Linked DNA regions of Mus musculus: all the other regions are linked to region 6. The links are chromatin loops, found by intact Hi-C in ENCODE. Cell type or tissue: heart. All regions are shown on one strand. Region 1 overlaps Avpr2 (arginine vasopressin receptor 2). Region 2 has its middle 11 kb from the start of Pnma3. Region 3 overlaps Hcfc1 (host cell factor C1). Region 4 overlaps Abcd1 (ATP-binding cassette, sub-family D (ALD), member 1). Region 5 overlaps Idh3g (isocitrate dehydrogenase 3 (NAD+), gamma). Region 6 holds the start of Slc6a8 (solute carrier family 6 (neurotransmitter transporter, creatine), member 8).

What was found. Peaks named below come from ENCODE experiments on the same cell type or tissue, not always from the same donor. Only the 100,000 strongest peaks of a DNase experiment are listed, where the experiment ranks them.
Region 1: it touches region 6 in a loop (2.9-fold over the local background); 2 of 42 quality-filtered maps call a loop at or near these places.
Region 2: a loop joins it to region 6, with 5 times the contacts of the local background. A loop is called at or near these places in 4 of 42 quality-filtered maps.
Region 3: it touches region 6 in a loop (2.9-fold over the local background); 5 of 42 quality-filtered maps call a loop at or near these places.
Region 4: a loop joins it to region 6, with 2.3 times the contacts of the local background. A loop is called at or near these places in 3 of 42 quality-filtered maps.
Region 5: it touches region 6 in a loop (2.6-fold over the local background); 4 of 42 quality-filtered maps call a loop at or near these places.

What each region holds. Positions count from the first base shown.
Region 1 is chrX:73,893,698-73,897,697 of GRCm38, reverse strand. It overlaps Avpr2 (arginine vasopressin receptor 2), which reads right to left. Exons shown (of 3, transcript NM_019404.2): 3 at 3,270-4,000. The coding sequence ends at 3,824. Arhgap4 (Rho GTPase activating protein 4) reads left to right here. Exons shown (of 22, transcript NM_138630.2): 16 at 40-145; 17 at 236-469; 18 at 544-617; 19 at 701-884; 20 at 1,212-1,304; 21 at 1,651-1,750; 22 at 2,735-3,346. The coding sequence ends at 2,962. Among named protein-coding and RNA genes, the nearest start is that of Avpr2, 3.6 kb to the right of the region's middle. In heart, a CTCF peak has its summit at 1,778 (motif pointing right); no DNase peak of the experiment used is centred here.
Region 2 is chrX:73,052,115-73,056,114 of GRCm38, reverse strand. No RefSeq gene overlaps it. Among named protein-coding and RNA genes, the nearest start is that of Pnma3, 11 kb to the left of the region's middle. In heart, a CTCF peak has its summit at 2,016 (motif pointing left); a DNase peak (open chromatin) is centred at 2,054; H3K4me3 peaks cover 308 bases.
Region 3 is chrX:73,946,497-73,950,496 of GRCm38, reverse strand. It overlaps Hcfc1 (host cell factor C1), which reads left to right. Exons shown (of 26, transcript NM_008224.4): 17 at 1-1,299; 18 at 1,432-1,595; 19 at 2,211-2,655; 20 at 2,983-3,306; 21 at 3,447-3,562; 22 at 3,650-3,787. Among named protein-coding and RNA genes, the nearest start is that of Renbp, 18 kb to the right of the region's middle. In heart, CTCF peaks have their summits at 1,660 (motif pointing right) and 3,759; a DNase peak (open chromatin) is centred at 1,656.
Region 4 is chrX:73,716,817-73,720,816 of GRCm38, reverse strand. Abcd1 (ATP-binding cassette, sub-family D (ALD), member 1) reads right to left here. Exons shown (of 10, transcript NM_007435.2): 1 at 2,887-4,000. The coding sequence starts at 3,786. It also overlaps a transcript of Bcap31 not described here. Among named protein-coding and RNA genes, the nearest start is that of Abcd1, 2.2 kb to the right of the region's middle. In heart, no CTCF peak of the experiment used is centred here; DNase peaks (open chromatin) are centred at 1,666 and 2,196; H3K4me3 peaks cover 1,119 bases; H3K27ac peaks cover 1,228 bases.
Region 5 is chrX:73,780,950-73,784,949 of GRCm38, reverse strand. Idh3g (isocitrate dehydrogenase 3 (NAD+), gamma) reads left to right here. Exons shown (of 13, transcript NM_008323.1): 2 at 2,234-2,275; 3 at 2,641-2,652; 4 at 2,847-2,944; 5 at 3,161-3,273; 6 at 3,738-3,798; 7 at 3,920-4,000. Among named protein-coding and RNA genes, the nearest start is that of Idh3g, 3.9 kb to the left of the region's middle. In heart, no CTCF peak of the experiment used is centred here; no DNase peak of the experiment used is centred here.
Region 6 is chrX:73,670,021-73,674,020 of GRCm38, reverse strand. Slc6a8 (solute carrier family 6 (neurotransmitter transporter, creatine), member 8) reads right to left here and starts at 888. Exons shown (of 13, transcript NM_001142809.1): 1 at 1-888. The coding sequence starts at 232. Gm32261 (predicted gene, 32261) reads left to right here. Exons shown (of 3, transcript NR_166888.1): 2 at 1,207-1,342; 3 at 2,213-3,614. In heart, a CTCF peak has its summit at 1,744 (motif pointing left); DNase peaks (open chromatin) are centred at 880 and 1,750; H3K4me3 peaks cover 1,626 bases; H3K27ac peaks cover 1,276 bases; H3K27me3 peaks cover 1,283 bases.

The sequences.
Region 1 (4,000 bases), 220 kb before region 6:
CTTTACTCAGTCTGCTCTCTTGGGCTGCCTTGGCCACAGAACTGGAAGTTGTGGGTGAGCGAGTAGAGCCTGTGAGCCATCTGCTATTCAAACTACCCAGACCTGTGCTAGTGGTCCTACGCTATCTCTTCACCTTCCTCAACCAGTGAGTACTTCTGGGGAGCCAGTTGGCTGTTGGGATTGGAGGGGTCACTAGTGCTGGAGTTCCCTGCCTGTGATCTTCGTGTTTCCCCAGCCTGGCCCAGTACAGTGATGAGAACATGATGGACTCCTACAACCTGGCTGTATGTTTTGGGCCTACACTGTTGCCTGTGCCTGCTGGGCAAGACCCAGTAGCCTTGCAAGGCCGAGTGAACCAGCTGGTCCAGACCCTTATCCTGCAACCAGCACGGATTTTCCCACCTCCAGCCATGCTGCCAGGCCCCATCTATGAGAAATGCATGGCACCACCTTCTGCCAGCTGCCTGGGGTATGCTTGGGGGCTTCTTGGGGCAGAGGGAGTCTAGTGGAGGCAAGTTTGTCTTACTTTGCTTGAAACATCAGGGATGGCCAGTTGGAGAGCCTCATTGGGGAGCCAGAGCTGGAGTTGAAAACTGGGACCACAGCTCAGGAGGATGGTGAGAAAGGAGCAGGGAGACGCTACCCCATCTTTTTCCTGTGTACCTACTCTACCCTCAGCCAGACCCTCTCTTTCCCATAGACCAGGAGGGAGTTTTGGAGGCTGTGGCCTGCTTTGCCTACACTGGTCGTACGGCCCAGGAGCTGACATTCCAGCGAGGGGATGTGCTGCGATTGTATGCTCGGGCATCAAGTGACTGGTGGCGAGGGGAGCATGCTGGTGTGCAGGGGCTCATTCCCCATAAGTACATCACACTTTGTGAGGGGTGAGTGAGCTATAGCCCTAGGGAGGGTCCCATTGTATCTGCCTTGGATCTCCTGAGTGGTGGTATTCATGGTTGCTTTTTAGCTCCTACTGGGTATAGATCTTCAGGCTTTCTTCCTTCTGGAAGTAGCTGCTGTCATTCAGACATCTCAAACAGGACTTGTTATAACCCAAGTTGCTGCCCTCCCCAACCCCAAGCCAGAGTTTATGGGTCTTGGTTGGGCTCAAGAACAATCATTCTCAACTCCTTTGATTGAGGCAGGGGCCACTGGCCTCCAAACTCCAGCCAGGAAAGAGTCCAAAGTAAGCCAGTCTTTTCCTTGCCCAGGGATGAGAAGCAGATGGCTGGTTCAGGACTACAGGCCATGGGGGAATCTGTGAGCCATCCAGAGGGCTTCCTGACGTTGGAGTTTGCCAACCGGTAAGCCAGGTGAAGGCAGGCCTTTGGGAAAACTCCTCAGAGGGTTCTTCTTGACTTGTGTGCTGTTAGAAGCAGCAGGCATAGTGGGCCAGAGGCTACCTACACTGCTAAGCTTGAGGGTGTGGGCTCAGGCTTTAGTCACATGGGATTGGAGGAGTTGTTGCATAAAAGTCACTAAGTGTAGATAGAACAGAGTCAGCCTTTTTGTAACTTGGAGAGGTTCTAGAAGAGTTTGAGGACTATGGAGGCTCATCCTTTTCCTTGACTATATCTAAGATGGGCACTGCCAGCTTGGGTCAAGGATTTCCTAGGGCCATTGCCAATCTTTTTTATCTCTGCTTTGTAGGTTGGAACTAGGCACCCCACCTGAGGCTTTGGGCCCCTCTAGGCACAGACGACCCTGTTTAGTCCCTACCTCCCCTGAAGGACATGTGGAAATGGATAAGGTAAAAGCCAGGACTGGCTATGGAGCCAGCAGGGGGCGCCTTTTCTACATGTTCTTTGCCCTCCCCAAGGTGAGGCTCATTGCTCCTACTCTCCTTGGTCCCAGTTACCACCTGTTACCAGACATGCAAGTCAAGTCACAATTTAGGGAGGAACATGGGGACAAGAGGAAAGAGACAGGGTGGCAGGGACAAGTGTAGGAGCACAGAGGCAAAGATGAGAGGGCAGATCATGAGCCCAGTTGTGGTATGGGACTCACAACATTCTTGAGTTAGAGAGAAGCCAGACTGTTTAGACTGATATGGGCAAGGAGCTCCAGGACAAACTTCAAGGCTGACACCTAGAGCTTAGCAAGCTAGGGAGAGTGAGGTGAGAGGACAAATGGTGGGGAAGGAGGAGGGGCAGCTGGCTGAGGAAACAAAATAATCTCAAAACAAGGCTCTGATGAGTGGTACAACTTAAGGAGTCCCCTTTATTCAGTGGGTTCTGTGAGACCCTATAGACTGAGCAGGAAAACCCTGAAGACTGTTACTAAGTCTGAGGAAGAATGGTCCCACTCCTAGGCCTAAGGATCCTAGGGCAGGCTGGTAAAAACACAGGAGCTAAAGCCTGGTAGCTGGAAGACCCAAGGGAAAACACTGACCCAGGAGTCCCTTGTATGTTTACAGCATCAGAGGCCATGGATAGAAGCTGTGGTGTCAGCCAGAGAAAAAGTAGGAGTAGAAAGAGGGGGAACCCAGGGCTCAAAGCTGCCCCCACCCTCCAGAACAAGACCAAGAAGTTACTATCCCACAAGTAACACTGAAAGTGACTAGAGGAAGGAAGGTGGAATGGAGTGGGGAAGGTGGTCTGGAGTCTCAACTGGTCCCTCCCATGACCCCTGGAGAGGGGGCCTAGCCTGGTCTAGCTAAGGTATGGTAGCCAAGGCCTTAGTTTGGAGATTGGCAGAAACTCACTGGGCACTCTCTGTTTTTCCTTTCTGCTAGGCTGTGGCACAGAACATGAATTCTGTGTTTAAGGAGCTCTTGGGAAAGACTGCTGTCCGCCAGGGCCATGGGTTAGCATCTACAGCCTCCCCGAGTCTAGGAACTCTGACGCCCCTGGCCTGCAGCAGCATCAGCAAAAACAAAGTCTTCTCCCGGGGACCTGGGGCTCCAATTTCCCCCTCAACCTCCCATCCCCAGGGTCCAGATTCAACTCGCAAGCCAGTCTGAGGCAGCTTACCTCCAGCAGCCACCACCAAGCCCACCATTCCACATAGGCCTATTGCTTCACCTCAGCCCTCTTCTAGGTCTCTTGGGAGGTAGCAAAGGAAGGAAGCTGGAGATGAGCTCCTCTTATGCCTTTGCTTGGAAGCCTTGGGCTGTGGCTGTGAAATATGGAAGTGGCAGTAATTCATAAAGACCCCATGTGCTGGTTGCTGTTGTAATAGCCTGTGCTGTTTGGGGGGCGCTGAACAGGTAGGGTGCAGGGCAACTCCCAGAGCCTGCACTGCTAGAGACCAGATGCCAAGACAGAAGGTTGACATGGAGCTGTTTATTTTCACCTGGGGACCTGCTCTCAAAAATACAGTCTTGGTTGCTTATATCACAGATTCCTGAACATAGGTATGTCTATGGGTGTGCGAATCTTTGTATTTCAGCTTCTGTGCCCACCATATACCTGGTCCAAGGAAATTTTTTCCATGTGGAAAATGAACTGCAACTTTTATTAGGGAGACAGACAGAGGGAGGAATGACAGGAAGGTCTATTGGTCCTATCCTGGTCCTTCTTCCAGCTCCCTGGGAGTCTTCCTCACCTGCAGAGTACTTGCCAGAATGGGAAGCCCAAGTGCCTCTGTTGCCTATTCTCCTCCTAGACCTTGAGGCATCTGTCCCAGTTGCTTCCCATGTCTGGCAACAAAGGAGCCAATGTTAAGGTTTCTTTACACCCTTCCTTCTTGTATACCTGGGGACAATGTCACCTAGGGAGGACCAAGGATAACCAAGGTACCCTTTCTTGGTACTCCCAGGGCCAACCCTAGATAGTCAGCTAAGCTACAATGGGTTTTTGAATAGAAAGAGCCCAGTAGCTACTCAGGAGGGTGTATCCTTCATCAGAGAGGAGCTGGCTGTGGCACAGGACTCATCTTGAGGACCCAGGCTGTGTGTGGTGTGCCTCTGAGCACAGCAAAGCAGGCTACGCAACTCCGAGGAGACACTGCTACTGAAGGAAGCATAGATCCAGGGGTTGGTACAGCTGTTAAGGCTAGC
Region 2 (4,000 bases), 620 kb after region 6:
TGGCTCCCTCACCTGCCCCAGCAGTCCTCTTATCTGTCTTAAACTCAGAATATTAGACTTTTCAGTCCATCTGGGGATTTCAGATTATTACCCTTCATTCCAGACACCGAGGAGAGATTAAGATGAAGGGTGTGACATAGTTTCTCATTGTCTGCTTCCTGTGGGGAGGAGACAATGGTGGATGAGGCTAAGATATAAAGGGGCAAGTTTACTTGATATAACAGGATCAGAGTTTTCAATTGATCAGTTGCAGCAGATTATGCAAAAGCTATAGGTGTGTGTCTTAGTCAGGGTTTGTATTTTTGCACAAAGCATCATGACCAAGAAGCAATTTGGGGAGGAGAGGGTTTATTCAGCTTACACTTCCACAATGCTGTTCATCACCAAAGGAAGTCAGGACTGGAACTCAAGCAGGGCAGGGAGCAGGAGCTGATGCAGAGGCCATGGAGGGATGTTACTTACTGGCTTGCTTCACCTGGCTTGTTCAGCCTGCTCTCTTAGAGAACCAAGACTACCAGCCCAGAGATGGCACCACCTACAAGGGGACCTCCCTGCTAGATCCCTAATTGAGAAAATGCCTTACAGCTGGATCTCATGGAGGCATTTCCTCAACTGAAGCTCCTTTCTCTGTGATAACTCCAGCTGTGTCAAGTTGACACACAAAACATTGTGTATCTCCATTGCACAACACACCCATGGAATAAACCTGAAATCCTATCACAGAGTGGTTTATTATGCACAAATAACTGTTTCACTATCATACCATGAGTCACATCTTGTCTGACTGGTCAGGGTTCTAGCAGACATGATCTGCCACTGGATAACTTCCCTGGTGCCTTTTCTCCACTGGCAGCTCACATAGCACCATCCAGTAATATGATCAATAGAGAGCAATGAGGGTGTTTCCTCCTTTTTGTAGGGAATGATGGCTAATACAGATATGCATAACTGCCCAATGTACTGAGAGTAAGTGACTGGAGCATGCTCAGCTTCTTATCTGTTCTCCAGGCCTAAGGAACATAACAGAAGACAGGTAAGGACTTAAAAGCTAGACTATGGATACCTGCACATGACTGGGCCTTCCAACTTTCCACCGTGGACAGGGGAGATGCCCATGTGGCCTCATTATTTCCTCAGGAGCTATTGGCAATAGTTGTTAGTGAAGGAAGTTTTTTTTTCTCTAATAGGGGCAGCCACTGCTGGGACTTGATGGGAGGAAGGAGTTTGGAGAGAAGGGAAGAGTAATAGCAGAGTGTGATGGAAGGTTGTGTATAGCAATGCAGTGTGTGTGTGTGTGTGAGAGAGAGAGGGGGGAGGGGAGAGAGAGAGAGAGATTGTTTTTAAAAAAATGAGTGGAGGAACTGTCAGGACCAGGTGGGAAGGAGTTCAGAGAGAGGGAAGGAGGGCTAGCATAGTCTAATGGGAAGTGAATATTATAACAGTTTACAATATACTGCCTGGGTATATAACTGTCAAAGGAAAAAAAAACAGGTAGGAAAAAAAAAGCCCTGGCTCTGACAAATTTGCTCTTCCACTTCTGTTTTTACATTTAAACAAATAGAGGCTCCATGACCACTGGGACTAGACAAAATGTGGCTCCACAGCTAGGCCTAATCTCTCTCTCTCTCTCTCTCTCTCTCTCTCTCACACACACACACACACACACACACACACACACACACCACACACACACACACACACACACCCTGACCTCATTCCCAATCCCCCAACCACACTCCACCCCCTGCTTATTAAATGCACAGGGAACTGAACTCCCACAACAGAGCTGGGGCGTGGCTGAGCTGAACTCATTAGTGGGGGATGGAAAAAAGAAGGGCTGTCTTTTTGAGATCAGGACAAGTAATGCAGTTGCTTCAGCAGACTGCCCATGTGAAGAAACCCTGGAGTCCTCCACCATAGCTAACCACCTCCTGAGATAGGAGAAATGGGAGTGGGGGATGGGCAGCAGGAGCTCGCTGGGCCAGCCAGGACCATTTGTGGTCATCTACCACCATCTAGCGGTCAGCCCGGACATTGCCTCAGGAAAGGTTCGGCAGATGCCAGTCTCATTAGCAGCCATTTCACGGTTTGTACTGTCGCTTTTCCCTGGGGTCAGTGCGACTTGAGCTCAAGGCTGCAGGAAATGGCTGCTTGCGCAAGCGTACTCTTACTTAGTCTCCGGCTCTGCTAGCGACTGCCCCTGGTATATTCATGCGCCTGCGCTCATCACAGGCTTGTAGATCACTAAAATTTAGGCTTTAAACGCTTGATTAGTCTGCTATGGAGTCAACACACAGAACACACAAACAGATATATATGTTCTGTTTCTGTTTCTTATGTCTCCGGAATTTGAAAAAACTGGTCTACTCCCCCCACCCCCCATCCCCGTCCCCTTTTACATCTTAAAGTGTGTATTTCCAATGAGATCATGTACACAAACACTATAAAGTGCAAAAAGAAAAAAAGAGAAACAAACTAGAAAGCTATGAAAACAATGTCGATGATGGGGTTTATATGCATATCTTCTGACTTCCCTTTGATATCTTATTTTTTATGAAACAGGTGGTATATGAAAAAGAGGATGCAAGCAGACGCTGCCATTGCCCACCAGTGCCTAGTGCTTAGCATCTGATAGTAAAGGGCAGCATAGTCATTTTCTACAACTTCCAGCTGATAGGAGCTTCACATGAATTTTAAGAGGAGCACTTTTGTTGTTGTTTTTCGAGACAGGGTTTCTCTGTGTAGTCCTGCCTGTCCTGGAACTCACTCTGTAGACAAGGCTGGCCTCGAACTCAGAAATCCACCTGCCTCTGCCTCCCAAGTACTAGGATTAAAGGTGTGCGCCACCACTGCCAGCACTTTTAAACCTATACTTAGAAAACAACCAAAGAAAATTTAAAATCTCGAGCTTGTGACTTTTTGGAATCTCAGTATAACAATAGCACAGAGAGGGAAAGAAATATGAAACATTTTTACATACCTTGTCACCCCCTTTCACTTTATAACCTGCATTTACACATCTTAAACACTTTGTAGTGAAAAAGTAAAACGTAAAAACAAAATTCTAGGCCTTTAGGCCCAGGCTTGGGAATGTGACCTCTGTGACTCAGTGCTCCAAGGTATGCTAATCATAAAACAGATAGCCACATTCCTCCACCCACCTGCTTCCTGGGTTCAAAGAGTGTTCATTCAAAGAATGTGCTATTGTTAGGGGCTCTTAGAAACTGTCTTGAGAGATAACCTGAACAAATACCAGGTATTCCTTGTGACACTTGTGACTTTGCACTTCCTTGTGACTCTTAACTGGTATCTTTGGTATTTTTTTCCAACAACGCCCTCCCCACTTCCTTGAGTTGTGGTTTCTGCCTTTAAATACCCCAGCTACTCAGGGCGCCACGGTCCTCTACCCCTGCGTGGTGTATGACTGTGGGGCTGAGAGCGCTCTTGAATAAAAATCCTCTTGCAGTTTGCAGCAAGACCGTTTCTTGTGGGTGATTTTGGGGTGTCACATCTCCTGAGTCAGAACGTGGGGGAGTCCTCAGATTGTGGGTCTTTCAGTAGACCCACACAGCTTAGAAAGTGTTCACATTCTCGGATCCATATAACTTGTATTTATACACCTTACAGCATTTTTTTCAGAACTTACATAAACTTTAAACATGTTTTTTCCCTGTCCAATTATCTACCACAAGGCATAGGTGGTTGACTACTAAGAGCAGTCACTGCAAAGCAGTTTCCTTTAAAATGAAGGAGAAGTAAAAAGTTAGTTCGAAAGCTGTTTTATGAGTTGATCTCTTTCAGCATAAGGTCTGCCAGCAAGGGAAACTGGGCCTGTGTCTTTCTCAGCAGGAAACCTAGCCGCTCTAGAAACAAGTAAACCCTGTGTGTGTTTGTTTGTTTGTTTGTTTTGCTTTACATAAGAAATGAACTAAGAAGGCAGCTACCAATCTATAGGGCCAGAGAATAGAATGTGTTGTGCTGAATGAAAATGCCTCTCATT
Region 3 (4,000 bases), 280 kb before region 6:
ATGAAACAGGCACCACCAACACAGCTACCACCACTGTTGTGGCTAACCTTGGGGGACATCCTCAACCTACCCAGGTGCAGTTTGTTTGTGACAGACAGGAGACAGCTGCTTCACTTGTGACCTCAGCTGTAGGACAACAGAATGGTAATGTGGTCCGTGTCTGTTCAAACCCCCCCTGTGAGACCCATGAGACGGGCACTACCAACACTGCCACAACAGCCACCTCCAACATGGCTGGGCAGCATGGCTGCTCGAACCCCCCCTGTGAGACTCATGAGACAGGCACCACCAGCACTGCCACTACAGCAATGTCCAGCATGGGCACTGGGCAGCAGCGAGACACTCGTCGTACCACTAACACCCCCACTGTAGTGCGGATCACTGTGGCTCCTGGGGCATTGGAGAGAGTCCAGGGTACCGTGAAGCCTCAGTGCCAAACCCAGCAGACCAACATGACCACCACCACCATGACTGTGCAGGCCACTGGAGCTCCATGCTCAGCTGGCCCCCTGCTTAGGCCAAGTGTGGCACTGGAGTCTGGGAGCCACAGCCCTGCCTTTGTGCAACTAGCCCTTCCAAGTGTCAGAGTTGGGCTAAGTGGCCCCAGCAGCAAGGACATGCCCACAGGGCGCCAACCAGAGACATATCATACTTACACAACTAATACCCCAACCACAACCCGCTCTATCATGGTTGCTGGGGAGCTTGGTGCAGCTCGGGTGGTCCCCACATCTACATATGAGAGCCTCCAGGCAAGCTCTCCTAGCAGCACCATGACTATGACAGCCCTAGAGGCACTGCTGTGCCCTTCGGCTACTGTCACCCAAGTCTGCTCCAACCCGCCATGTGAGACCCATGAGACGGGTACCACCAACACCGCCACTACCTCCAATGCGGGCAGTGCTCAGCGAGTATGCTCCAACCCGCCTTGTGAGACTCATGAGACGGGCACCACACACACAGCTACCACTGCCACATCAAATGGAGGTGCAGGCCAGCCTGAGGGTGGACAACAGCCTGCCAGTGGCCATCCCTGCGAGACACACCAGACCACTTCCACTGGCACCACTATGTCAGTCAGTGTGGGTACCCTGATTCCTGATGCTACTTCCTCTCATGGAACCCTGGAGTCGGGCTTAGAGGTGGTAGCAGTGCCCACTGTCACCTCCCAGGCTGGTTCCACATTGCTGGCCTCTTTCCCAACACAGAGGGTATGCTCCAACCCTCCTTGCGAGACCCACGAGACAGGTACCACGCACACAGCCACCACTGTCACCTCTAACATGAGCTCAAACCAAGGTAAGTAGAAGTGTCCGGTAGAGGAGGTACAGATAGTCTATTTTTGCGCGGGGGGGGGGGGGTGAATCCTAGGAAACCTGTGGTGGTAAAAGCAAAGAGAGTCAACTGATCTCCCCTTTGACACACCCACAGACCCTCCACCAGCTGCCAGTGACCAAGGAGAGGTGGCAAGCACCCAAGGTGACAGCACAAATATCACCAGTGCCAGTGCTATCACTACAAGTGTGTCTTCTACATTGCCACGAGCAGTGACCACTGTGACACAGTCTACACCAGTCCCTGGTCCCTCTGTGCCGGTAAGCCTCACCCCAAAGGATCCTTTCTGTGGCCTTTTGCCCACTTTCATCTGTGCTGTCCATAAATGGACACTAGATGTCGCCCTTGTTCCAGAATGGTATTGTTCCTTGGTTGTTCTTCTAGACCATAAAAGGGCAATCTTGGTGCCTGGGAGGCAGGAGGCAAACAGTCCCTTAGAGGAGCGTTGGTACTTTATCTCCACTGTTGGTTTCCTTCTTTGCTGTTCCCCATCATTTGTCTCTACAGTGAAGTCTTCTGGGCATGAGTGGAAACTTGACCCAGGGGCTTTCCTCTTGTCACACCCTTGCTGATGCTTCTTGACTCACATTCCTCATTTACATTTACCCAAGATAAATGTTGTGGGTGATACCATAGGCCTACAGGGACAAAACAAAGGCTATCTTGTTTTTCTGCCCCACTGCCTGGTTCTAGCCTTTGTCTCCTCCCCTCTCCCTCTGACGGGGGCTTCTCTCCCTTTCTAGAACATCTCATCATTGACTGAGACTACCCCAGGGGCTCTGAATTCCGAAGTCCCCATCCCAGCCACGATAACAGTGACCATAGCCAACACAGAAACTTCTGACATGCCCTTCTCTGCTGTTGACATCCTGCAGCCCCCAGAGGAACTCCAGGTCTCACCAGGGCCTCGCCAGCAGCTGCCTCCACGGCAACTCCTGCAGTCTGCCTCCACACCCCTGATGGGGGAGTCTACTGAGGTCCTGTCAGCCTCCCAGACCCCTGAGCTCCAGGCCGCCGTGGATCTGAGCAGCACTGGGGACCCATCTTCAGGCCAGGAGCCTACCACCTCTGCTGTCGTGGCCACTGTGGTGGTCCAACCACCCCCACCCACACAGTCTGAAGTAGACCAGTTATCACTTCCCCAAGAGCTGATGGCTGAAGCCCAGGCGGGCACCACAACCCTTATGGTAACAGGGCTCACTCCAGAGGAGCTGGCAGTGACTGCTGCTGCTGAAGCAGCTGCTCAAGCTGCAGCCACTGAAGAAGCCCAAGCCTTGGCCATCCAGGCTGTGCTCCAGGCCGCACAGCAGGCTGTCATGGGTAGGTATCAGCTGGCAGATTTGAGGGATAGGCCCCTTAGGATGAGTGACAGACAGCCTTACAGAGAGGGCTAAGGCACCATTTGGGGGCTACTTGAGATCTGCTTCCTGTGAGGGTGTACAATGTAACTCAAGAGAGTCAAGAGAGGCTTATGTAGAACGAGTAGTCCAGGGAGGAGACATGGGACCTAGTGGTGAGGGGTATAATAAGGTGTGGGCAGGATAAAAATGCTTAGGGAAACGAAATCTCGGGGACGCCATTGCTGCCCATTGGGCTAGGCACACTTGTGTTCCTTTTTGAATAGTAGTTTTCTTGGTCCTGGAGCAGGCACTGGGGAGCCCATGGATACATCTGAAGCAGCAGCAGCAGTGACACAAGCAGAACTGGGTCACCTTTCAGCTGAAGGCCAAGAGGGTCAGGCTACCACCATACCCATTGTGTTGACACAGCAGGAGCTTGCAGCCCTGGTGCAGCAGCAGCAGCAGCTCCAGGAGGCTCAAGCTCAAGCCCAGCAACAGCACCATCTTCCCACTGAGGCTCTGGCCCCAGCTGACAGTCTCAATGACCCATCCATCGAGAGCAACTGCCTCAACGAGTTAGCTAGTGCTGTCCCAAGCACCGTGGCTTTGCTACCCTCAACAGCTACCGAGAGTAAGCTGGGCTGCTTTTTGGCAGGGGTAAATCATTAATAGAGTTGAACGGATGGGAGGTGAACACAGTGTAACAAAGTGGCGTGGAGGTTCTGCCTCAAAACAGTACCTTCTCCCAGCTGATACTTTGTTTCTTTCCAGGCCTGGCTCCATCTAACACATTTGTGGCTCCCCAGCCTGTTGTAGCTAGTCCAGCAAAGATGCAGGCTGCAGCTACCCTTACTGAAGTGGCCAATGGCATTGAGTCCCTGGGTGTGGTGAGTCTGGGTCACTGGCCCTAGGAGATAGGGCAGCACTGCCTTTGGGCCACAAGGGCTTGATATTATCTCATTTCTGTTCCCCAGAAACCGGACTTGCCACCCCCACCCAGCAAAGCCCCTGTGAAAAAGGAGAACCAGTGGTTTGATGTGGGGGTCATTAAGGGTACCAGTGTAATGGTGACACACTATTTTCTGCCACCAGATGATGCTGTTCAGTCAGATGTAAGTATTGCCCAGTAACTGGTACCCTTGGATAGTGGGGTGGAACCTGCTGTGCCTGTGAGAGTTTGTCATAAAAACAAACTTTAGTTTCCCTGCCTTGTGAGAGGAGCTCACAGAACTCCATCTTTGCCACTTGAAAAGTTAGGAAGTACAAGTAAGAAAGTCAAACTGATCCTTTTCTAACAGCACCAAGCCCCAGTTAACCTTACCATG
Region 4 (4,000 bases), 47 kb before region 6:
GGGACTGTGTCTGTGGTAGGGCCAAGCCTCAAATAGGGGTGATGGTAGGGGAACCTCCTACCCTCTCTTTCAATTACTACTGTGGTTGGGTCACTCGCCACTTCCCTCTCTATACCCTGCCTGGGCAGTTTCTGAACCCAGGTCCCTGAGGGCAGCTAGCTGTCTTTCATCTTCTGCTGACCCCATTTCTTTTGGCTCCTTCCTAGTGCCTCCCTGCCCCAGACATCATGATCAATAGCTCTAAGAATAGCACGGAGCAAATGATAAAGTTCTTGGTTTTGTAAAACTCAGTCAACAATCTCCATGCCCTGTTTCTTTCCCAGGCTCTTTTCTGTGAGAAACTTACACTGGATTCCCCACCCAAACCAGGTGAATACGCTCTCAATCCTGATAGGAACCGCAGTCAGACAGGCCTCAGAGGAGTAGCCACAAGTAGTCATGGCAAGGTGACTGTATTTTGGATTGTTCTGCTCCCCACCTCTATGCCACTGTTTGTCTTCTTTCTCCCAATTTACTGCCATACACCTTATTGTGCATATTCTCATGTCTATTCTAGGACACATAAGCAGAGAGACAAAGTGACCTGCCCAAGCTCATGTTGCCTAGAAGTAGCAAGGAGTGTAGAAATGTGAACTGCATGGACTGGGCTGTTAAGCGAACCAGATTTTTATTTACTTTTGAGGTATTATGGATAGAACCTAGAGTCTTGGGCATTCTAGGCCTTGAGTGTACTAGGTGAGTACTCTACCACTGAGCTATATTCCAGCTCTAAAGAACCAGACTTCTGGTTGGTTTTTTGTTTGTTTTTGTGTTTTGTTTTTGTTTTTGAGAGAGAGGGTCTCATTATATAGCCCTGGCTGCTCTGGAATTCTTTATGTAAACCAGGGCCAACCCCAAATTTGTGGTGATTTTCCTGTCTCTGCTTCTTAAGTGATGTGATTAAAGGTGCTACCATGCTTAGCTTTTATGTTTTGAGACAGCCTTGCTCTGTATCCCAGAAACTCACTATGTAGCCCAAGCTGGCCTTGAACTCACAATGAACCTCCTGCCTCAGCCTAATAACCAGATTCTTACAAATGAAGATGACTTAAGATTTACTTTGTTCTTTTAAGCAAGAGGCTTGTATACATGTATGTACACATGCATATGCACTGTCTGAAATTCTAGTAAGGAAATTATACCCTGCTGTTCGCCTGCCAGTCAGCCAGTTAGTCCCCTTTTCATAAACTCTTGACTTGAATCCAGGCCCATGTCCACAGTACAGCAACCAGTAGGACTAGAGTGGGACATGTGCCTATACAACAAGGGCAGTCAATCCACCCATGGTGGCCCATCATACCATACAGCTTTACATAAGGGGCTTAGACAAGCAGGCCAAGGGTTTACACAAGGTCTCTGAGTCCCAGCAAGTGAACTCTATTGTTTAATTTGCTATTTCCTGAAACTAGCCCAAAGGAAGTCTCTTTAAATACCAGTGTTCTCTCTTTTGTGCCCTCTGCCTAGAACTGCTCATACAGCCCAGTTTCCAAAAATCCAGCCTCTCATTCCTGAAGTGAGTGCACCACCTTTGCTGCACGCTGGTAATCTAGGCTCGTGCCTCAAGCTGATAGTAGTGCCAGCTAAGGTTGATGATACAGCTACAAGTACTGTGCCAAGTGCCTCACCCAAGGCCCTGGCAGCTTGCCAAAGCCCTGCAGCCCAGCATTCAGGAGAAGAGAATGGAACTGGGGTTATAGTAAGGGTGATGCACTTTTTCTCCTAATCTGAAACCTGACTGTGACCAGAGAACCTCTTTGCAGAGTGTAAAGACAAATCCTTTCTAAAAGTCGAGGACAAAACTGATTGTACATATGAAATGCAGCCAATGGGACAAGGTCCTGGGGCAAGTGGCTACCTGACCCAGGAAACACACAGGCCTTCATGAAATGGTGCTTTTGTATCCCTCCCCCGCCCCAAGCACTAGGGAACCGAAACCAGAAGCCTGAACAAGGCCTGAGGCAGCTGCAACCACAAGAGGCACAAAGAAGGGGAGGGGCTGTCAGAGAATAAAGTTTACACTGGTTTAAAGTAGCCTTTCTCAGTGTCTGCCAGGCATCCCTGGCCCTAGCCCACCTCATAAAGTAGCTGGGATCTGGGTGGAAGGGTGGCTACACTGGGGGTAGGACATCAGGGGTGGGGGTGAGAAAGGTTGTCAGGCTTCTATGGCAGAGGCCAGGTATCCCTATCCCTGGGAGGGAGGGAGGCAACTAGGCAGGTTGCTTGCCAAGCCTGTCAGTAACTAACCCGACGTGCCTGGGGTTCTGACAGCCTTGACCCTGAGCAGCAACACTACTGCTGTAGCCACTGTGCTGAGCTCTGCTTGTTAACCTCTGCTTGGGCTGAGTCATGCCCATAATACTGGACAGCCCAGCCAGCCAACTCTGCTGGACGCCAGCCTTCAAAGGGCTCAGAGAGGCAAGAGAGGTTAGGAAGCAGGCTCTGTCCTATGCTCCCAGAGATGGTAGGAGTCTAATTCCTCCCAGGTGGCTGCAGGAGTGGTTGACTGCAAGATTGGAGTAAGCTGGACCAGTAGCATCACAAATCACTAGAATCCAAAGCTAGAATCCAAAATGTCCAAGACAATTTTACCAAGGAAGCAGAAGTGGCTTGGAGGTTGCAGGCAGCCAGCACAGGGAAGTTCCCACCCAATGGTGCCATTTCTCCATTTCTGCATCTTAAGGTTATAGCCATCCAAAGCCTACCCCCAAGCTTGTCCCAGTGTCTATCTACAACTTTAACATCAGCCTGAGAAGGCCTTGTTGGGCTTCCCTTACTGCTTATAGCTGACTGCAATAGGTCTCCCAGCCACCTCCTCTGCTATTTAAGCAGCATCTCAACCTGCCCCACCTCATGGCCCCCGTAGAAGGCAATTTCCTCTGAGTTGGCCACCACTCGAGAGTGCATGTAGCGCAGTTCCCCCTTTCGCCGTGCCTCCTCTGCCACTAGCTCCCCAAACTTGGGAGAGAAGGCTCGAAGCACGTTGGCTGTGAGGAACACCACCAGGCCAGCGATGGCTGAGGGCCAGGCTGTGCCAGCTCCTCGGGATCGGGCAGCTCGAAGGAGAGTGTAGGAGGTCACAGCCACATCCAGGAGTGGCTTGGTCAGGTTGGAATAAAGGTGGGCTACAGAGGCAGCAAAGGCTACCACATCCTCTGTCAGAGACTGATCAGGGTTTCGAAGTCGTCCATCCATGTTGCTTACTCGGTAGTAAGTCTGTTGGGAGAAGTAGAGTCCATAGGCATGAGCTACTAGACGGCTTCGGAAAGAAAGAGCCAGCTGGCCCTCTAGGTAGCGGATGGCACTGTTGATGAAAGTGGCAGGAAGGGCGATGAGGAGCCACTGCAGCAGTTGCCAGCTAAAGGCCCGCGGGTCCTTACGTACAATGCAGCGGGCCAGTCTGCCGTCCAGGCGGGCAACATACACAGACAGGAAAGTTCGGCTTACCAGGGCAGCAGAATGCAGGGCCAGCAGCCCTGTTTCCCGGCACAAGACTCGGGGGAACAGCAGCCTCAGGAGCGCCAAGAGCCGCTGCAGGAATACCCGGTTCATGCCAGCCTTGGTTGCGGTGGCTCCAGAGGCCTCTTGAGTGGGCTCCCCAGCTGGCACCTGAGGACCTCTGGCAGGAGTCAGACACTGCCGTACTAGAGGGTAGATTTTGTGGACTCCATAGGCTGTGAGGGCCAGGACCACAGCTGTGCGCTTCAGCGTGGTCACCCGTGAGGGCCGGGGAGTGGAGAGCACCGGCATGTCACCTGGACTGGTGAGCAGGCTGAGGGCTGGAACTGCTGCCTGAGGCTACAGTTGCAGACAGATCCTGGAAGGGTTGTTGCTCTGACCCAGGGCTCGTTGTCTAGGCAACTGGAAACCTTGAAGTGATCCCTGAGACTGTTGCTTTAGGCCCTCGCGGTGGTGCTGGGGCCCCTGGATCGGTTGGGTTAGAATCCTCCAGGGTCGTGGCCTC
Region 5 (4,000 bases), 110 kb before region 6:
TTTCTAGGACTGGGACAATGACCACTGTAACATCTAGCATAGGAGGCAGCTGTGGGATAGATTCAGCCCTAGCAATGTTGTTGCCATCTGTGAATGAGTTGCACAGATTTTGAGCCACACCTGGTGCAGGCTCTTAGAAGGCTGGATCATTGCCACAGCTACAGTTCAAAGGGAGTTAACTACTGGGAGTTATCTCCCAAGGATGCTAGTTTTGAACTCTAAAAGGCTGGTAGAGTGAAAGGTGGTATACTTTAGCTCATCTCCATCCTGCTGGAGCTTGTGAACAGCTTGAATACCTCCTTTTGGTTAAGTTTTTCAGCAGACAAATGAAGTTGTTGTCTCCATTCTATGGATTGACTAATCCCCCCCAACACTTTTGTTTTTCGAAGCAAAGTTTCTTGTAGTTCAGACTGACCTTAAGATTTCTTTGTATATGAGGATGATCTTGAATTTCTGATCCTCCTGCCTCTACCTTCTAGGTACTAGGACTACAGATGTGTGCTGCCATGCCTTGCTTCTGTTCCATGGATTTTTTTATGTAGATCCAAAGCCATTTGTAGAGTAGCAGATGGTGGATTTGGTCTCAGATATCCTTGGTCTCCATCTGTTTCTTCATTTTCTGCTGTGCTTATTCACCTAGAAAATGTACCTGTGGTTCCAGCTCTGGACCAGGTGCTGTGCTAGATCCTGGAGCGACAGTAGAGGGTGAAACAAATATGTACTCTATTCTCATAGGCTAGGAAGAGAGCAAGGAGGTGATAATCAGGTAGAGTGATGTCTCTTAGAGGAGTAGGGGGTAGGGTGTAAGTAGGACTTAGCAGTCTAGGGAGACTCCCAGGAAGAGGGGAAATTTATGCTACCTTCTCAAGGAAGGCATGGAGACCCTACAGACAAGATGAATCTGATATTGGCAATTACTAGAAAGAAAACAAGTATGCATGTGGCTACATATATGGTGAGGGACCCTTAGGGCTTGATCCTAGTGGTCAACCTTCCTACATCTTGGCTTGGGTTATTGAGTGGCATTCCTTCATTATTAGTGACTAGGTAACTGAGTATCTTGTAACTGTGGGCCAGGGGAACCCAGAGGGGAATGGTCAGACTCTACCTGAGCCTTCTGATCTTTCTGAAAGAATGTATGACTCTAGAAAATGGCTATAGTGTCTCAGCTATTAGATAGAACATTGTGCTACTGTCTGATGGGTGAGTGGCAAAGAATCCTCAAGTTACAAGGAAGAACTTGGCGGTACCATGCCACTACTTCTTCAGGTATTCCTAAATGAGTGGGGCACAGCAGGGAGGGGAAGAAACCTTTCCTGTGGAGCTGAGGTCATAGCCTCTCCCTACAGGACAGTGGGTCACTTCTTAGTACCTGGTCCATCTGGCCCAAACAGCCTTTTCTCTGAAACTGTCAGAGTGTCACCAGCATGGCCAAACATAGCTGCTTCCCACTCATGGGATTGGGGACATTTACCAATCATCCAAGCTACACCACAAAGCAGCTTACAGTTCCTTGCGAAACTGTCTGTCATCGGTCTTCCAGAAATGGCTGTATTTTTCTACACATTTGATTTTTATTTCTGTTCTGAAGGACCATTCCCTAGGGGTGACAGTGCTTACCTCAGGGCAGTGGCTATTTCTTCCTTACCTTTCCATTTTGCATTTACTATACTGACCATGTATTGGCTTTGTAATAAGGAAAAACAAGGAAAGACATGAAATTATCACTCAGAGTTGGTGGCTTGCTGAGATTTTCCTTTTGCAATATGCCAAGTTTGCCAGTCTTTCTGCTTATACACATAACAATAACAACAACGATAATTGGCCAAAAGAGAATCAGAAGCCAATACAAAAGTAGGGATGGGGACAGACAGTTCTGGTTTTAGAGACAAGGCCTCATTCTGTCACTGTGATTGGCCTAGAACTCACTATGAAGACCAAGGCCTTGAACTCAAAGAGATCTATTTTCCTGGGTGCTGGAATTAAAACTTCGGTGCCTTCCTCATACAGTTTTTATTATATTGACCCACAAGGGTAGTGAAGTGTTGAGGCAACTTTGTCTGGTGTTCCTGTGGGACAATTGTTGATAAGAGGGGCTTTGGAGTGTCCTGGACACATTGTGAACTGTTGTTTACTACTATCAGTTCCTCTTTGCTAAGAGCTAGGGTAGCTCTTGCCAACTTGACTTTTAGAACTGAACAGCTAATATTGTCATCTGGGTTCTCTTTGACAGGTTCTGGCTGCCCATGTGGCCCCCCGAAGGAGCATTTCCTCAGTAAGTACCTGCCTTGGATGTATGCTTGTATATGAACACATGCATGTGGGGGAGAGCTGTGGTCATATATTTCCACGTGTGCACAAGTGTGTGTGTGTTTGTGTGTATGAACATAATGCGTGTGTATGAGATTATATGTATTAGGTATACATGTGCCCATACACACATGCCTTGTGTCTTTGCTCCCTGGCCTTCCTGTCCTTTCCCTCTGAGGCATGGTCTCCAGAGGTCACTCACACCTCCCCTTTCTTTGAGTTGTGTTAGACAGCGTCCCCAGAGAAAAAGAAATCCCAGTTCCTTATTTACAGCCTTGTTCCTCTAATCTTGGCTGACCCATGTCTTCTTCCTTTCTGTCTTCCCTCTAGCAACAAACAATTGTGAGTATTGTCTGTATTAGATTTGAGGGGCTCTTAGTTGCTTTGGGGTGGGATTGAGGAGGTGGTGGATGCTGATAAGGAGCCCCAGGACAGCAATTCTGCCTTGGCTGGCCTGTGGATTGGTGCTGGTGGGAAAAAGGGAACTGACACATTGAGGTATCCAAGGTTTACCTTCACCCTCTCCCTTCTTCCAGCCTCCATCTGCTAAGTATGGTGGGCGGCATACAGTGACTATGATCCCAGGGGATGGCATCGGCCCAGAGCTCATGTTGCATGTTAAGTCTGTATTCAGGTATGGAGGGGCTGGCCCTTGCCTTCTCTCCCAGGGAAGATTGAATCCCAGGCCCAGCTGGAAGCCCCCCAGAATTTTGTGACCCTCTTGTTTGGTATGGTTCCCTTTTAGCTGGAGCCAGGTCAAGGTGGGAAGCAGCAGGGAAAAATTGGTATAGATTTCAGGAGGGGGTGTGGAAGGCTCTAGGCTAGCATCTTTAGTCTGACTCTACTGCAGGCATGCATGTGTGCCGGTGGACTTTGAAGAGGTGCATGTAAGCTCCAACGCTGATGAGGAGGACATCCGCAATGCCATCATGGCCATCCGCCGGAACCGTGTGGCCCTGAAGGGTGAGCTCAGGGGCCAGGTTGGAATGCTATACATGATTCCTTTTGCCTATATACTGACTTTTGTGGGTTCCCATGGCTCCAATTTCTGGGATTTTCTGATTCGTGATGACTCTTGTTCTTGGCATCTGGGTAGAGGCTTTTGTGGGCCTGTTAATAGCATGGCTCTTTTATCTCGGTAGCCTGTATAATCTTGCTCAGTGGCTTTCTCCCACCTCTTCCTTCACTTCACATGCCTCTGTTAGAATCTGCTTTAACCCTTAGTTTTTCTTCAAAAGATCAGAGTTGCTCACAATGGCAGTTACATCCTAGACTTCAATGAACTATTTTGCTTCTGAAAATGTTCTTCTCCACTTGGATCAACCTTTGGTGAACATTTCCTGGATTACATAGCGGGATATGTCAACACAGCTGAGCCCAGAGGATTCCTCTCTAACTTGCCTATCTTGTTTGCTTTTGTCCTGTAGGCAACATTGAAACAAATCATAACCTGCCACCATCCCACAAATCTCGAAACAACATCCTTCGGTGAGAGCCATGTACATAGACTAGTGGCTTGGTGAAGGCTAGGGTGGGATGTTCTGGCATTCATGACCCTGGTTAGTTGCTAATTGGGTCTGTTTTGACTTTTTCCCTGTCACTCCCCCAGCACCAGCCTAGACCTCTATGCCAACGTCATCCACTGTAAGAGCCTGCCAGGAGTGGTGACCCGGCACAAGGACATAGACAT
Region 6 (4,000 bases):
AGCGCCACACGTTACCGAGGCCCACGGCGAAGCCCACGCACGACATGATGAAGTCCATCTGGCGTGTCCAAGTCTCTCGCGGTGGCACTGCAAGGCGGCCGCCAGGCGCCCCCAGGCCCGCAGGGCCATCGCCCTTGGCTGGGGCACCGTCGGGCCCGGACACGATGAGAGGACCCTTCTTCTCGTCACCAGACACGCTATAGATACCGTTTTCAGCGCTCTTTTTCGCCATGGCCCCAGCGGGGCCGTGAGGCCGGGCCGGGGGTCGCGGCGCCTCGAGGGTGGCGGGCGGGCGAGGGGGCTCCGGTGGCACCTGGAGAGAGGGCCCCGAAAGCGCGGGCCCGCCCGGGGGCCTCGGGGGCGGCCGGGCCGGGGGACGGGGCGACGGGTGGGCGGGAGGGGTGCGGGACGGCGGGGGCGGCGCAGTCAGAAGCAGTCCACGAAGCACTTGAAAGTGAGCCTGAAGAATCTCATGTGTGTCGGGGGCCCGGGAGCGCGCGGGCGGCGGTGGAGCCTGGCCGGGCGGCGGCGGCTCCCGAGACTCCTGCCCGCGGCTCGGGCGGCGGTGGCGGCTGCAGCGAGGACTGCTCGCCCTGCCGGAGGCTCACCCTAGCGCGTCGCGGGTGGCATCGGAAGCCCACTGTCTGCAAGCGGCGGCCGGAGCAAGGGGCCTGAGGCCCGCGGCCCCGGCCCAGCCCCAAGTGGCTGTCCTGTTCGCTTGCGGCTCTCCTGGCGCTGGCGGCTCCGGTGGTCCCGGGTACGACTAGCCCCCTCCTTCCCGGCGGCGGCGGCTACAGCCGCTCTCCGGGCCGCGGCGGACTCAAAGACTCGCCTTGGCACTCCAACTGTCCCTCTCTTTCCCGACGCGACCCGCTGCTGCTTAAGAACCAACTCCCGGTGATGTCACTGTCGCCCCACCCCCACGACCCGACCGCTCCCCCCCTCCCCCTCCATCCCGCCCTCCCTGTCACTCCGCCTACCTCCTCCTCTAGAGGAGACGCTGCTCCAGTTGGGAGCAGGATGGCTGCTACCTGGGGCGCTGGCCAGCACTTTCTTTTCGTGGGCCGAACCTCCATTCGTTCCAGGATCACCTGGCTCAGGTCGGGTCAAAGTCCCCTCAGGTTTTTCTGAACCACCAGGAAAACGGAGTCTCTAGTTGACCTCCAGACATCCTTAGTCCTTCTCCCTTCTCTCCACTCTTTCTAGCCTGGAATCTCGTTTCCCGGTGGACCATCCTTCACCAAGGTTGTCCTGCCTGCCTAATGTTTCCTCTTCACTTCCCAATTAGGACCTAGGGAGAGTTGGATATCCAGGTGCAAAGTTTCTTGGTCCCTGCACCAAAGTAAGTGCCCTGTGCGATTGCCTTCTGAAGGACTGTCCCTGCGCTGGCCTGGAGTGTGTGTGTGTGTGTGGGGGGGGGGGGGGAATCGTCCTCCAAGAGTTCTGTGGAACTTTGCCAGAAGTACTGAGCTGTCTCAAGACATTTAGGCCTCCTCAAAGATACAGCCTGGAGGCTGAGGATCATGGTATCAGCTTTGTGTGTGATCAATTTCTGTTTGTCTCCAGAGTGGGCAAAGGGTAGCTTGCTTGGTCGAAGATCAGAGTTACAATTTGTCACCAAGGTACAGAAGGGGACTCCATGATAACTCACCTTTTGTCCACCTTTTGCCTGATGTGGGGGTGGGTAGGGCTTGTGATCTATAGATACTGGGGTAAGAATAGGGTGAGGCTGCCCCCTGGTGCCTGGTAGATGTACAGACCCTCCCTCTAAGCTCAGTAACCTGCCTGCTCAGGGACTTCTAGGCCTCTTCATCAGCAGAGCAGCTTCTTGGGAATTTTCCAAGGCCAACACTAGCCTGGGGTGGACTAGAAAGGTGAGGCGTGCCCATTTCAATCCCAAATTCCTTGATCTGATCAGACACCAAAGTCCCCAGATGGCTCATCCCATCAAGCTAAGCCCGCAGCCATCCGGCAGCTTTAGAAAGAAAAGCAGTTCCAGCCAGAGCCAGATTGAGCCTGATAGGTGAGGGAAGGAGGGGCAGCATCTCCACCCAGGCTATCAGGAAGATCTCTCTCTCTCTCTCTCTCTCTCTCTCTCTCTCTCTCTCTCTCTCTCGTGTGTGTGTGTGTGTGTGTGTATGTGTGTGTGTGTGTGTGTGTGTGTATTTGCTTGCTCATCACAAAACCCTAACTTGAGCCATGTTTGTTCCAGCATGGAACCAAAGTCCTCCTGGAGAAACAAAGGCCATAGAAGAGTTACTCATAGTTACTCATAGCACATATATCCTGGAAGATCTGGAGCCATCCAAGGAACAAGGAGAGGGGTCATTTAAGAGAAGAAAAAAGAGGATCCCAAGGAATGAGCACAAAGGACTCCATTGCAGTATAAAGATCTGCAAAGGAAAAGGAGCTGCTACAACAGTTATCTGGATGAGGTTGGGCAGAGTCCAGTCAATAGCAGGAAAATCAGGCTGTAGAAGTGGGAACTGGATATGGGTTCTATTGGGAATTTAAGATCCTGCTTGTCAGTGCCAGGAGTGGTGGCGCACGCATTTAAGCCCAGCACTCGGGAGGCAGAGGCAGGCAGATTTCTGAGTTTGAGGCCAGCCTGGTCTACAGAGTGAGTTCCAGGACAGCCAAGGCTACACAGAGAAACCCTGTCTTGAAAAAGCAAAAAAGCAAAAAAAAAAAAAAAAAAAGATCCTGCTTGTCCAGGGAGCTGGACTGGGAAACAAAGGACGTAGTAGGCTGAGAAACATGTGGGTGAGCTGATGGCACTTTGAGGAGATGGTCACTGCTGTGTGTGGGGAGGTTTGGAGTTCAAGAAGTCAAGACTGAGTGTAAGAGTGAGGGCATCCCTCCATCCTGGGCCTGTGATGAGCATCTGGGTGAAGAGGCCTGCGCCAACCCCAGGTACAGGAACATAAGGAAGTAGTATCATCTCCACGTAGGCACGAAGAGGTACTTTAAGGTATCAGTCACCCACACTTAGGCACCTGGGACTGCCACTGCTTTTCTGGGCTCAGAAGGTAGCCAGGGTGGAGGCAACTGGGAAACAGAAATCAAAGGTCATTAAGGATAACCAATGTGACCTTGAGGATTCCTGGGCCTTTACATCTCAGGGGCATAAGTTTGACAGGTCTCAAGACCTGATTCCATGGGATCCCACTTACCTCTTGTCTGGTAATGATACCACCTTCCAGCTCTCCCCCCCCTCCTCCCCAGTCTGTGGGTTACCCTAGATTCCCTGCAGCCAGTCTTTCCTGCAGCAGTTTTCTTACCTACCTCATCTTCTTAGGGCCTGAACCTCTCCATACTCTAATGACTAGCCCCAGGCTTAGGTCGCATGTTATGGTTTGTATATGCTCTGTCAAGAGAGTGGCACTATTACAAGGTGTGGCCTTATAGGAGTAGGTGTGTCACTGTGGGCATGGGCTTTAAGAGCCTCATCCTGGAAGTCAGTCTTCCACTAACAACCTTCAGATGAAGATGTAGAACTCTCAGCTTCTCCTGCACCATGTCTGCCTGGATGCTGCCTTGCTTCTGCCTTGATGATAATGGATTGAACCTCTGAACCTGTAAGCCAGTCCCAATTAAATGTTGTCCTTATAAGAGTTGCCTTGGTGATGGTATCTGTTCACAGCAGTAAAATCCTAACTAAGACATTGCACTTGCCCATCGACATCCTGCATTCATGTTGATTCTATTTCTTTACTGACTTTCAGTTGATGGTCAGGAGGCTAAAGAAGGAAGTACTGTAAACAACTGCCCTAATAGCTACCCATGAGCCATTTCCCAAGAAGCTAAAAAACAAAGTCAAACAGCCTCTGTGCCTATGGTGTGTGCTCCAACCCAGATAACTGTGGAAGTGTGTGCACTGATGGGGACAGTTTGTGTGTCTAGGGACAGTTCCTAGGAGATGTGGAACACTAGGGGGAACAAAGGCATTGGACTTTCCGATGCCGGGCAGGCTCTCTCCAGGGCGTGCTCCTGCTGGGGT